Linked DNA regions of Homo sapiens: region 1 is linked to region 2. The links are chromatin loops, found by intact Hi-C in ENCODE. Cell type or tissue: endothelial cell of umbilical vein. All regions are shown on one strand. Each heading gives the region's core, and the rest is flanking DNA. Links, peaks and the distances in the headings are about the cores only. Region 1 holds the start of PCOLCE2 (procollagen C-endopeptidase enhancer 2). Region 2 holds the start of PAQR9 (progestin and adipoQ receptor family member 9).

Region 1 (5,373 bases), core at 224-5,223, 75 kb before region 2:
CAACTATTTCTTAACACCCAAATTCTCTAATTTAGTCTCTAAGCATACATTTTTGAGAACACATACAGTAAAAGTAAAAAACCTAAGACCTGTTAAGGCCATCAACTCTTGGTGATAAAGCTGAGTCAAGAGTCTTGAGTTCCAGTTACAGCTCCAACAACTACAAAGAACCAGTAGCAGCTTCCCTATTTGCAAAGCAGAAGTACAACTAAGCAGCACAGAGCACCTCTGTCCTCAACATTTTACGTGAGTAAAATTAAGCATAAAATTTTTCTATTAATAGCACAGCACTGTCCACAAGAAAAATTGTGATGACAGAAATACTATATTACATATTGTCCAGTAAGGCAGCCACTATCCACATGTGGCTATTGAGCACTTGAATGTGGCTAGTATGACTAAGAAACTAAATGTTTAACTTAATTTACATTTAAATAGCCAATACAGTGTGTTGGAACAATGCAGCTGTCTAAGAAATTGCTATAAAAATTTTAAAGTACTATAATGTAAGGACACATCTAAATTTCCAATCTGCAGGCTGTACTTTCGCATCAGAAAGTCCAACACGAAGGACTGGAAGTTTGGTGGTAACAACTAGGATTCACCTTTCTTAAAGCAAAAGTTAAAATCAGACATTTCCCATTCTTGCATTGATATGATAGAGTTTAATGAAAACCATTTAGCGGTGAAAGCTACCATGCTGGGACACATCTCCAGTTTGGACGAACAGAATGGGAGGCCAGTGAGTGAAAGCAAGATATTTCCCCCCAGCTACAGGAACTACAGTTTAAGGACCACTCTGAGGCTTTCCCATCTCCAGCGGCCTCTGTGATATTTTAATAAAAGTGATACTGAATCACTCAATGGGAACACTATTCTTGGTTTACTGACTGCAGGAACAGAAAAATGGGCTGGACCAACCAGCGTGGGAAAAACCTTTAATAGATGGCCTTGGACAAGGCCATAGTAGAGCACAGTCCTGTCTGGAATGGCTAAGCAGGGAGACAGAGCCTGGTGCATGTATCCTTCTAGCTGGTGCCACTATATCCTAACCGCAGGCAGAGCTGCTGAGAAAACACTGTGGGCAGAAGACTCCGCATTTCTTCATCTTCTCTGCTACCACCTTGTCTACTCCACCATCTTCCCTCTCCTGGATACCACAACAGCTTCCTAATTGGTCTCTCTGCCTCTACTCTTAACTCCCTACAGTTCATCTTCCACGCAGACACCAGATAAGCTCATTCCTCTGCTTAAGATCTTCCAGTGACTCCTACTCAAAACAAAATTCAAACTCTCCACCGTGGCCTACAGAGTCCTGTTTACCTTCTTCGCTTCTCTTCCCACTGTCCCCTTGCTCATTCCATTCCAGCCACTCCAACCTCCTTAATTTGTTCTTCAGACAAATCAAGCTTCTTCCCACTCAGGCACTGAGTTGAAGCATTTTACACTATCTCATTTTGTCTTCACAGTAATCCTAAGGTTTAAAGGAGGTAGATCCTGGACACACAGTTTATGGCGGTGAAACTGGAATTTGAATCCAGGGAAGTGACTGCTGAGCTCACAGGCTTTCCCTTCACAGGACATCCAGATGGAGCATCCATTTAACTTCCCCACTCCCACACAGGAAATCATGCCTCTCCTGAGGCAAACCGTTCCTTTATCAAGGAAAGCTTTCACTGGACGTGCCCCCCAACCCCAGTCAAAGTGTAAAGTCACATCAACCTGTCCGCAATACTCAGAACACATGGCCAACCATGAATTTCTACTTGGGCACATGACGCCTCTGAGCCATTGATTTTCTAGGGTCGTTTAAAACTTATGGCCATTTAATTACATTTAAAACACAATCACGACATGAAAATCAAGCTGCTTTTATTTTTGTTTCAGAGACTTATTTGACATTTATGTTAATAGTATTTCAAACTTATTTTCTATGACTTCTTTCCTGGCCACATGTGCTATAATAACATAATGAAATCTGTACCAGTTTGTGACATGGTTGGCATTTTACAAGAGGCCGTCAAGGCATGTAAGAGCTGAGTTTTATATTATGGAAGGGGACCTCTCATATCTGCCTGCAAAATGACCTCAGTGGGAATACCTTATTGCAAAGTAGGTTTTACTTTTACATAAAGTTGGGCTTCCCGACTGTCTGATCAAGTCAATTTCTATAATTGTTTCAGGCCTCAGCTTCCCCATCTATAAAATAGGGATGATAATAGATACTTTCTCATACAGTTGTTTTGAGGATTCTGGGTGATTATACTTGCTAACTACTTGGCATGGTAAATGCCTGGCACACAGTAACTGCTAGTTTACACATTCAGTGGGGGCTACTTTTTAAAAAATCTAAGTCCTCCAGTGGCACAATCTGACTGAAAGAAGCTCTCAGTGAACCAACGTATTCAATTACTAAACAACTTCCCAACAACGAAAAAGTGAAGAAGGTAACAGTCAATGCTATGCTGACTGGAAAGATGACTCACTCTAGTTGACTCTAAATCAGTTAAAAAATATATGGCTGTCTCTAAATCCAGCTTATCTTGACTCAGCATAATCTATGTTATTACTAATCAGCATGGACTTTTTATTGGCCCTTGGCTGCTATTTAGATTCCCACCCCCCCATTCTCTATTCTTAGACTGCCTTTAGAGGTGGTTTCAACCCAGGAACATTAAGTGGGCTTTTTTTATTTTTTTTCTTTTTCCTTTCCTAATGAGCATAGAGTAGTCAAAGCACTATCTTTGATCTTCCATTTCCCACTGGGAATTTATGAAGGCACGAGCAACAAAAAACTTATGAAGGTCATTACAACAGGCCTTTGACTGAAAACAGCTTTAATTATGAATCTATAAAACTCAACTGAGTCACACTGGGCTTTCAGAAACACATCTGCTCTGAGAATTTATTCCTTCAAGCATTATCTTGTGCCCTTTGTAATCACTAATGCAGGACACGACTAGATCTATTATATTAATAAAAATCTTCCCAATAGTTGGGGTAAATCCAACATTTCACTATTTCAGGCATTTGCCTCTTACTCAAATCCTAACACCAGAGGAAAAAGGCAGCAGCCTCACACTGTTGCCAACACCCACTTCCAGGAGAATACCTTTTTAAAAAATGCTTACTGTGATTTTCCAAGTACATTTGCTATTTGGAGGGTACACTCCAGGAAAACCTTCACTGCCAATAAATCCAGACTCTCCAGTAAGAATGCCACCACATGTGAAAACAGGTCTGGGAACATAAAAGAAGAAAAGATAATGTAATTTGAAACATGGTCTAACAATCTGATGTTACCTTCAGAAAGGTGTAGCCTATTAATATAAATAAAAGTTAATGTTGATTAATCAATGCTTGCACCATATAAGGGATCTGAAAATTTGCTAGCTCCTAGAATATTTAAATTATAGCCTGACAAAGCATTCAGTCCAGCGCCATCTGTCTCCATCATAATAACACAAGATTATATATATGTATAATCAAGTCCTCGGCATTGTGGCAAAGTCTTGTAGGAAAATGGTAAATACATCAATTTAACTGGGGGAGTGGGAGAGAAGGTAAGAGCCAGGCTGAATGAGAAGCATGGTTTTAAAGAAAGACAGGCAAGCAATTGGTTAATATAAAAAAAGTTTGTCGTTCCCATATTTGGAGAGATGCCCAGTTCTCCTCCCCCTTTCTGAAAATCACTCGCCATTGGCAGAGCTTCCCATCGAAAGGGAGGCTGATGTTGATGGAGGCTGAAGAGGTGATGCCAAAGTTGGCCACCGGGCAGGTCCCACAGCCCAGCTCCTGGGGCCTTCCAGAGGTTGGCGAAGAGTTAACTTTCCGGAGCGGCTCCCTAGGCGCCGCGCCGCTAGGGTTGTTCCCTAGTTTACGTCTCTGGGCAAAGCCTCTCGGGGAAGGAAAAAAAACAGCGGTAAACCAAAATCCACATATTTGGGCCCCAGTGCTTCCCTCTGGCCCCATAGACACGAGGAGAGGGGAGACACAAGTCAGATTAAGCCCCGCCACGTGGTGGCCAAGCCAGCTGCAGGGCCATCCGGCAGGCCGGGCTGGGGACCCAGGAGGGAGCCCCGCGAGCAAGGATGGGTCCCGAAGTCCCGGGCTTAGCCTACCCGAGGGTGGCGGACGCCTGCACCGCGCGGGAGCGCAGGGTCGAGCGCTGGGTCACCCAGGCGCGCCGAAGCGGGTTGAGTAAAGCAGCAGGCGAGGCTGCAGGGGTGGAGGAAGGGAAAGGAGAGAAAGGGAGCCCGGGCAGGGGTCGCGTTACCTCTCTGGGGACTGCTGCCGCGAGAGCTGGGTGGCGGCAGCCAGCAGCAGGCAGAGTGGCGCCCAGGCGTTCGCGCCCCTCATGGCAGCGTAGACGCTCGGGGTTTGCACCCCACGGCGCGCGCGCCGGCACACACGCCCCTCCGCACCCACCGCGCTCACACCGCCGCTCACACTGGCAGCAGCGCTGGCTCACACCGGCGCTCGGCTGCCCGCGCGCTCCCTCTCACGCGCGCACCGCCGCGGGGCGGCCCAGGTAGCCGGGGGATACGCGGCCGGCAGGGCGGAGGCACTTTTAAAGGCGATTATGGTGCCGTCTGACTCGACGCTTAGTTTCCCCTGAGGAGCTGCTCTGGCAGCCACAGGCCACTGCTGAATATCCCGTTTGTTCTCCGGCGGCAGGAGGGGCGGCTCCGAGGCCAGAGCCGCCCCCTCTCGTGGGGCGGGCGAACGTCTCCTCCCGGCACCCCGGGACCGACGGGTCCTCTCTCGTCCAGCCCTCAGGGACCCCGGGGAGAAGAGGAACCCCTTGCGGAGTGGCACCCCAGCGGCCCGGGCCCCGACGCCCAGAGACGATTCTCAGGGAGGGCTTCTGGTTTTGCTTTGGGGAATGTTTTTCCCAGTTGCTTTTAAATAAAAAGTAATAGCGCTTGCTGGCTGCTGGAAAGCCTGGGGGTCCTTCTTTGTCTCCTTCAAAACCCAGATCCAAGGAAAGAAAGGGAAAAGGGATTTTATTGTATTTTAACTTCTGTGCTTATTCTCCTCTCTCTCTCTCTAGATACTTTTCTTTTTTTTACTGGTATGACAATGACAAGGAAGACAGTCTCTGTGCCGGGATTTAAACACGGGTTTTCAGGCGAGCGATTTCTGTGTGAACTGTCATTAAATGTCAGATAATGAAGACGGAACCAAATCAGCAAATCTCACCATCCCATGTCATGTTCTGAAAATGGTGTTTCTCTGCTTGCATCTCTCTGTTCTTAGACCTTTCCAACAGCATCTTTCTGTGGTATTAACGGGTTAAAATTTACGGAGAATTCGTTTTTCTTAGACGAACAATTCTAGCCTTGTGGAATCAATACTCTCTTTTACTTAATT
Region 2 (5,373 bases), core at 183-5,182:
GCAAAAAGTGTGTCATCTCACTGTACTCATGCAGCATAATCACCTGAAAAATGATATGGGTATAATTTTATCCTTAAGTGGCCTCTCCTTAAGGTCAAAGACAAAGGACAAGAAGAGAATTCTGTCTGTGGACCTGGAAGAACAACAAAAAATTAAAATGACAAATTTGGTGTTTTAGTTATTGTTCTCAAACTCATTAATCCTTGCTAGAAGTCTTCCTCCTGAAAGTTCCTTCTGAAATTGAGGTCCCATTTTACAAAGAAACTACATAATACGCTTCACCCTGTTTCTCTAGCTTCCAAACCAATGTTCTTTGGGGCTCTAGAAAAAACAACAATGACATGCAAATAAATTTGCATGTGGAAATATCCTGATTTCCACAGTTGTCCTTGAATGCATCTATTGAATTAAGTTACAGCTGAGGAATAACATCTGTTGTAAGTACAAATTAGCCTCTGTAACCTAACAGGAATCTCCTTGCACTTCACAAAGGATGAGACACTGACACTCGTCAACAACTGTGCAAAGTGTATTTACAATCTCAGTAAGAGATTCTAAATTAAATATAGACATATATAAATTTAACTTCTATGTGCAAAGTAACACACACAAGGATACCGGTTCCTCCAGGGAATTGTGCTGAGCTTCTCTGTTTACAGAGAAGTGATTAAAAGCATAAACAAAACCAGCAATTGTTTTAGAAGTGCCAGCCTACCAGTGCTGAGGTAAGTGTTCATCTACCTCATATGCATGATCTAAGTTATATCATAAAATCAAGATGCACCTGTGGGACATGATCATCCTGCCCAAGACCTTCAACTAGGCAGTGGAGATCAAGCCCAAGATAAGCCACCACTACCTGGGCAAGCTCTCCATCACCTACAAGCCAGTGAAGTACAGCTGGCTGGGTATGAGGGCCACCCACTCCTCCTGCTGAGCCAGTAAAGGCACACATGTCTCCAAACAAAACAAAACAAAAAAAACTCCCAATCAATGACTTATTTGGCTTCTAACAAAATGACCTACCAGGAAGTGTGGTAAGTATTTAAACAAGTCATCTCAGTGGTTTGTGTTAATCTAGAGTGGCCATCTCAATTACAGGTTAGCATTTGTAAGAAATGTCTAAATAACATTGGCTAATCTGTTTGTTAGAAAGGATCTCAGGGACATGCTCATGAATGTTTCAAGGATTTAGGGTGACTGCCCATCATTTCCATAGTCTGGAACCAAATCAAACTTCAGCGTTTAACTAGGCAAGTGTAATCTTATTTAACTCAAAATTTTCAGTGACAACTCAATAATGTGCTCCTGCCTTTCATAATAAAACTGCCTTGTTTATTCTTGGATATTATGTTTTTAATTTTAAGCAAGGATGGATGGCATCAGTCTAGAACTTCTCCCATGGCTGCATTAGAAACACATCTACATTAGAGGGTTGGCTCTTTGTCCTTGTTGGGAACCCAAATGCTCTGCACGCTCCTGTAAGCTATCTCCAATCCCACCAAAAACTTGAAACCAACACCATCTTCTGCCCTCCTGGATGGACCATGAAACCTTGATTTTCAGTCAGGTAAGAAAAGCTTATTCTTACTACTCTCCCCATGTAAGAAACTGTGTTTGAGGACCAGTCATTTGGACTTTGCTTCAAAAGGCACATTTATTCCAGTGGCAATTTAAATAAGTAGAGAAGGAAAAAAAAAGATTAAAAACAAAACAAACTAACAAAAACCAGGATGGGTTTTGTGGAATACATTAAAGTAAACAAAAATCTGGGGTCTATACAAACCACTCGAGCTCCTCACCAATAGTTTAACCAGAGTCCCTAAGGTAGAATTCACAGTTGTATCATGACACACGCCTTCAGAAAACACTGTTTAAGAAAGTAATTGAGAACTCTCAAGCAGCTTCCCCTGATGTCCAGTTCAAGTGTATGCAATGCAGAAGGCTGTGAAATTCAAAACTATGTGACAAAGAAAATTCAGTGCGTACCACAGGCTTTGATAAATTATGAAAAATCAATGTATATATTACTATTTAAATAACATCTGAAAAACATTTTGAAATAATTAACTTGTGTTCACATTCCATGCATTTTCTAGCAGGTTAAGCCCTGGGTTTGCGTCTTTGTGCCTGTTTCCTACAAAGCTCCATTCTTTTGACAAATCCAAGCATTCCTCAGACTGAAACAGAAGTTCCCAAGGATTCTATTTACCCTCTTTACTGTGTACCTGACCTCACAGGGGCTACTCCTTATTACCAATGGCACAGATGATTGGAAAAGCAAACTCTTTGGGGCTTTATTTGGGATTTTACTCACTGCCTTTGAGAAATCCCTGGATGTCAAAGACATCACCTGAATTTTTTCCAGGGGCAAGAACAAGTGACTATCTCCCTCCCGCTTGACCACCCCTGCCAACCTCCCTACTTCAAAGCCTCCAGTGGGTTGGGATCCCTTTGTAGCAGTGAACTTTTTCCCTATGGTTTTGCAGCACCTTCCTTGAGCAAAGAAGAAAACACAATGAAATTTGAAAACAAACCAACAATAGCAACAACAGAAACTCCAAACAGATGGGCGAACCAGTAGTCTCCTCCAAGGCGGAGGCTCACTTTTTACTGCAGAATTCGGAGCTGTTTAGGAACTTCCTGATTACCAGCCCCAGGCAGACCACCAGCAGCAGCATGTAGCCCACAGTACCCGAGAAAGTGGGTGCGGCAGGCGGCGCCTGGAGGAACTGGCGCAGGCCCTCTTCTACGTAGTACACCTGGTCGTAGATGCTGAGGAAGGTGAAGATGTGGAAGAGCTGGTGGCTGTGGCCGATAATGTCGAAAAGACCCGGCTGGATGCGCTCGGGGATCTTGCTCACGTTGAAGAAGGCGGCCACCACCAGCCAGAAGTAGCGGCGGTAGAAGTGCACGAAGAGTGTGGGGTTCTCCCCACGCAGGTCGAAGAGCCAGCTCTCGAGCATAATGGGGCAGGCCATGCTGAGCGGCATGACGAAGACGAAGGTGCGCAGCGCGAACGGGTAGGTACACCAGTCGGTACGGCTCTTGCAGCAGGCCACAGTGCAAGCCACCGCCAGCACGAAGGCCACAGGCAGCACCAGGGCGCGGTAGGCGGCGATAAGGCGCGTGCAGTCCACGTGCCAGCCCAGGCGCTGCTGCAAGTATGGAGTCATGACTCTGGCATCCAGCAAGCTGAGGCCTGGCAACAGGTAGTAGTAGTAGGCCACCGTGCTGCCGAAGCCGTAGTAGCTGATGGACGCGTAGTCCAGGTAGAAGAAGGCGGCGCGCAGACGCAGCGACAGGCAGCTGAACACGTGCGCCGTGCAGCTCATGGCGAAGGTCAGCAGCACTCCCGACGCGTAGCACCACAACGGTAGCAGCCACGGGTGGTGGAAGGGCACGTCGCCGCCGCTCAGGAAGAACAGACGGCAGAACTTGCTCAGGAACAGCAGCAGCGGGATGAAGTGCGTCCAGAAGTTGAGCGTCTCGTTGGTAGGCTTCAGCACCGAGGCTAGGCACTCCTGGGCCGTGCACGGCAGACGCCGGTAGCCCGACAGGATGAAGCACTCCACGAAGTCGTCGGGCACCTCGTCCCAGCGCAGCAGCGGCTTGGCAGACGCTGGGGGGTCCCGGGAGGCGGCAGAGTGGGAGTTCCGGGCGGCCCCCGAAGCTGCCGGGGCCGGGGCCGGAGGGCCTTTTGTGCCCGCGCCCCGGGGCTGCAGGCGCCGCGGCATGGTGCCCGGGGCTCGGCTAGGGCGCGCGCAGGCGACCTCTGGCGCCGGCTCCCGGGCGCTGGGCAGCCCCCGCCGGCCGCCGTCGGAGCCTTTGTGCCCACGCCGGGGGCGTCGCTGCAGGTTTAGGAGAAGACCCGTGCCTCCGAGCAGCCGCTCCTAAAAATTAAATAAATCAATAAGAGAATCAATTAATAGGCAGCGCTGCGACCGCCAGGAGCGCGGAGCGCGCGAGGCTCAGCGGCTTCCTCGCCAAGCCCCTGCTACCGGCGCGCGGCCGCCCGCGCTGCGGCAGCGGCGGCGGCGCGGCTGACTGCGGCGGCAGCGCGGCAGCGGTGACTGGGCATCGCGCGGTGCGGGTGCCTCCGCCGCCGCCGCCCCCGGAGCGGGAGGTGGGGATGTGCGAGCCGAGGCGCGGAGGGAGGGACGGGCGCACCGAGGAAGGGCGGGGGCCTCCCAGGCTAGGGTTTCGCGGCCGCTTCGGGGGATAGAGTTGTCCCCTGTCTCGAGTTCCGTACCATCCCCCTCCTCGGGCCGCCGCAGCCCGGGCCGCCCCGTTAATGATTGATGCGGGGGCCGCAGGCTGGTCGGCGACGCGGCGGCGCGCGCGCCGAGTACTAGAGTCGGCCCTGGGGTTCGAAACCCGACAGCCACGCGGGCGTTCTGGAGGACACTGGGGAGCCGCGTTCGCGGGGGGCGGGGAGCTGCGGCTGCGGGGGGAGGGGAGGGCGCCGGAGCCGGGCAGGGCGGAGAGATGCGCCAGCGGTAATCTCCGGAGGTCGCCGGGGAGGGGGGCACTCCGGAAGTCGGGGGGCTTTAAGCCCGCGTCCGGATCGGGGCCGTGTCATTGTCAGCTACCTGGGGATGCGCCTCTCGCTCCCTCACTGTCTTTGCGTGTGTGTTAGTGTGTGTGTGTGTGTGTGTGTGTGTGTGTCGGCCTGTCTACGCACTACACGAAGGCTTAGTTGGTCTTCTTTCGTCTAGTGGGCGCACTCAGGTGCGTCACCATTCTGCCGTTTCCCTCGCCCTTGTCCTGTCCGAAAGAACCGTCCGCAAGCTGCCCTGTGGTCGCGCTCACCAGCTCTTCGAGCCGCAGCTAACCCATCTTCTTGTTTTTGTGTCTTTAACTAGGACTTCTATTTGGAACTGAGTCCGACAGCTCAGGACTGGCTGCTCAAACTCCACAATTTAATGAAAAATCTCAGATGATGACTCAGAAAACCTCTAATGATCTGAGGAATATATTAAGGGATTCCAGAGTCAAAGGCTGATCATGGAGGGCATTGATGAGGGAAGACTTCAGGTAGGAGGTGCATTCTAGCAGGAACTGAAGAGAATGAAGTCCAGTTGGTAGAAACGGAGGGGGTGGCTTGGATAAATCTTATATGTAATTAATCAGAAGTACCTGGCAGGTGGCTGGAGACCAGAAGAAAGGAACACTGGAAGAATGAAAACGGTTGTGATGCACTGCAGTGTGAAAATATGCCCTTGAGCCTTAAAGAAAGGGGCTTAAGGCCGGGCGCGGTGGCTCACGCCTGTACTCCCAGCACACAGATCACGAGGTCAAGAGATTTGAGACCATCCTGGCCAACACGGTGAAACCCCGTCTCTACTAAAAATACAAAAAATTATGTGGGAG

Evidence for each region. Peaks named below come from ENCODE experiments on the same cell type or tissue, not always from the same donor. Only the 100,000 strongest peaks of a DNase experiment are listed, where the experiment ranks them.
Region 1: it touches region 2 in a loop (2.1-fold over the local background); 3 of 110 quality-filtered maps call a loop at or near these places.

The regions. Positions count from the first base shown.
Region 1 is chr3:142,884,538-142,889,910 of GRCh38, forward strand. It overlaps PCOLCE2 (procollagen C-endopeptidase enhancer 2), which reads right to left and starts at 4,546. Exons shown (of 9, transcript NM_013363.4): 1 at 4,277-4,546; 2 at 3,132-3,240. The coding sequence starts at 4,359. It overlaps LOC124909443 (a long non-coding RNA gene), which reads left to right and starts at 3,727. Exons shown (of 2, transcript XR_007096122.1): 1 at 3,727-3,922; 2 at 5,054-5,373. RefSeq lists a silencer at 4,489-4,538. In endothelial cell of umbilical vein, for the core only: no CTCF peak of the experiment used is centred there; no DNase peak of the experiment used is centred there; H3K4me3 peaks cover 1,101 bases; H3K27me3 peaks cover 2,472 bases.
Region 2 is chr3:142,959,600-142,964,972 of GRCh38, forward strand. It overlaps PAQR9 (progestin and adipoQ receptor family member 9), which reads right to left and starts at 4,075. Exons shown (of 1, transcript NM_198504.4): 1 at 1-4,075. The coding sequence starts at 3,737. The coding sequence ends at 2,604. It overlaps PAQR9-AS1 (PAQR9 antisense RNA 1), which reads left to right and starts at 4,459. Exons shown (of 5, transcript NR_125393.1): 1 at 4,459-4,499; 2 at 4,866-5,037. RefSeq lists a silencer at 3,104-3,289. In endothelial cell of umbilical vein, for the core only: no CTCF peak of the experiment used is centred there; no DNase peak of the experiment used is centred there; H3K4me3 peaks cover 926 bases; H3K27me3 peaks cover 3,358 bases.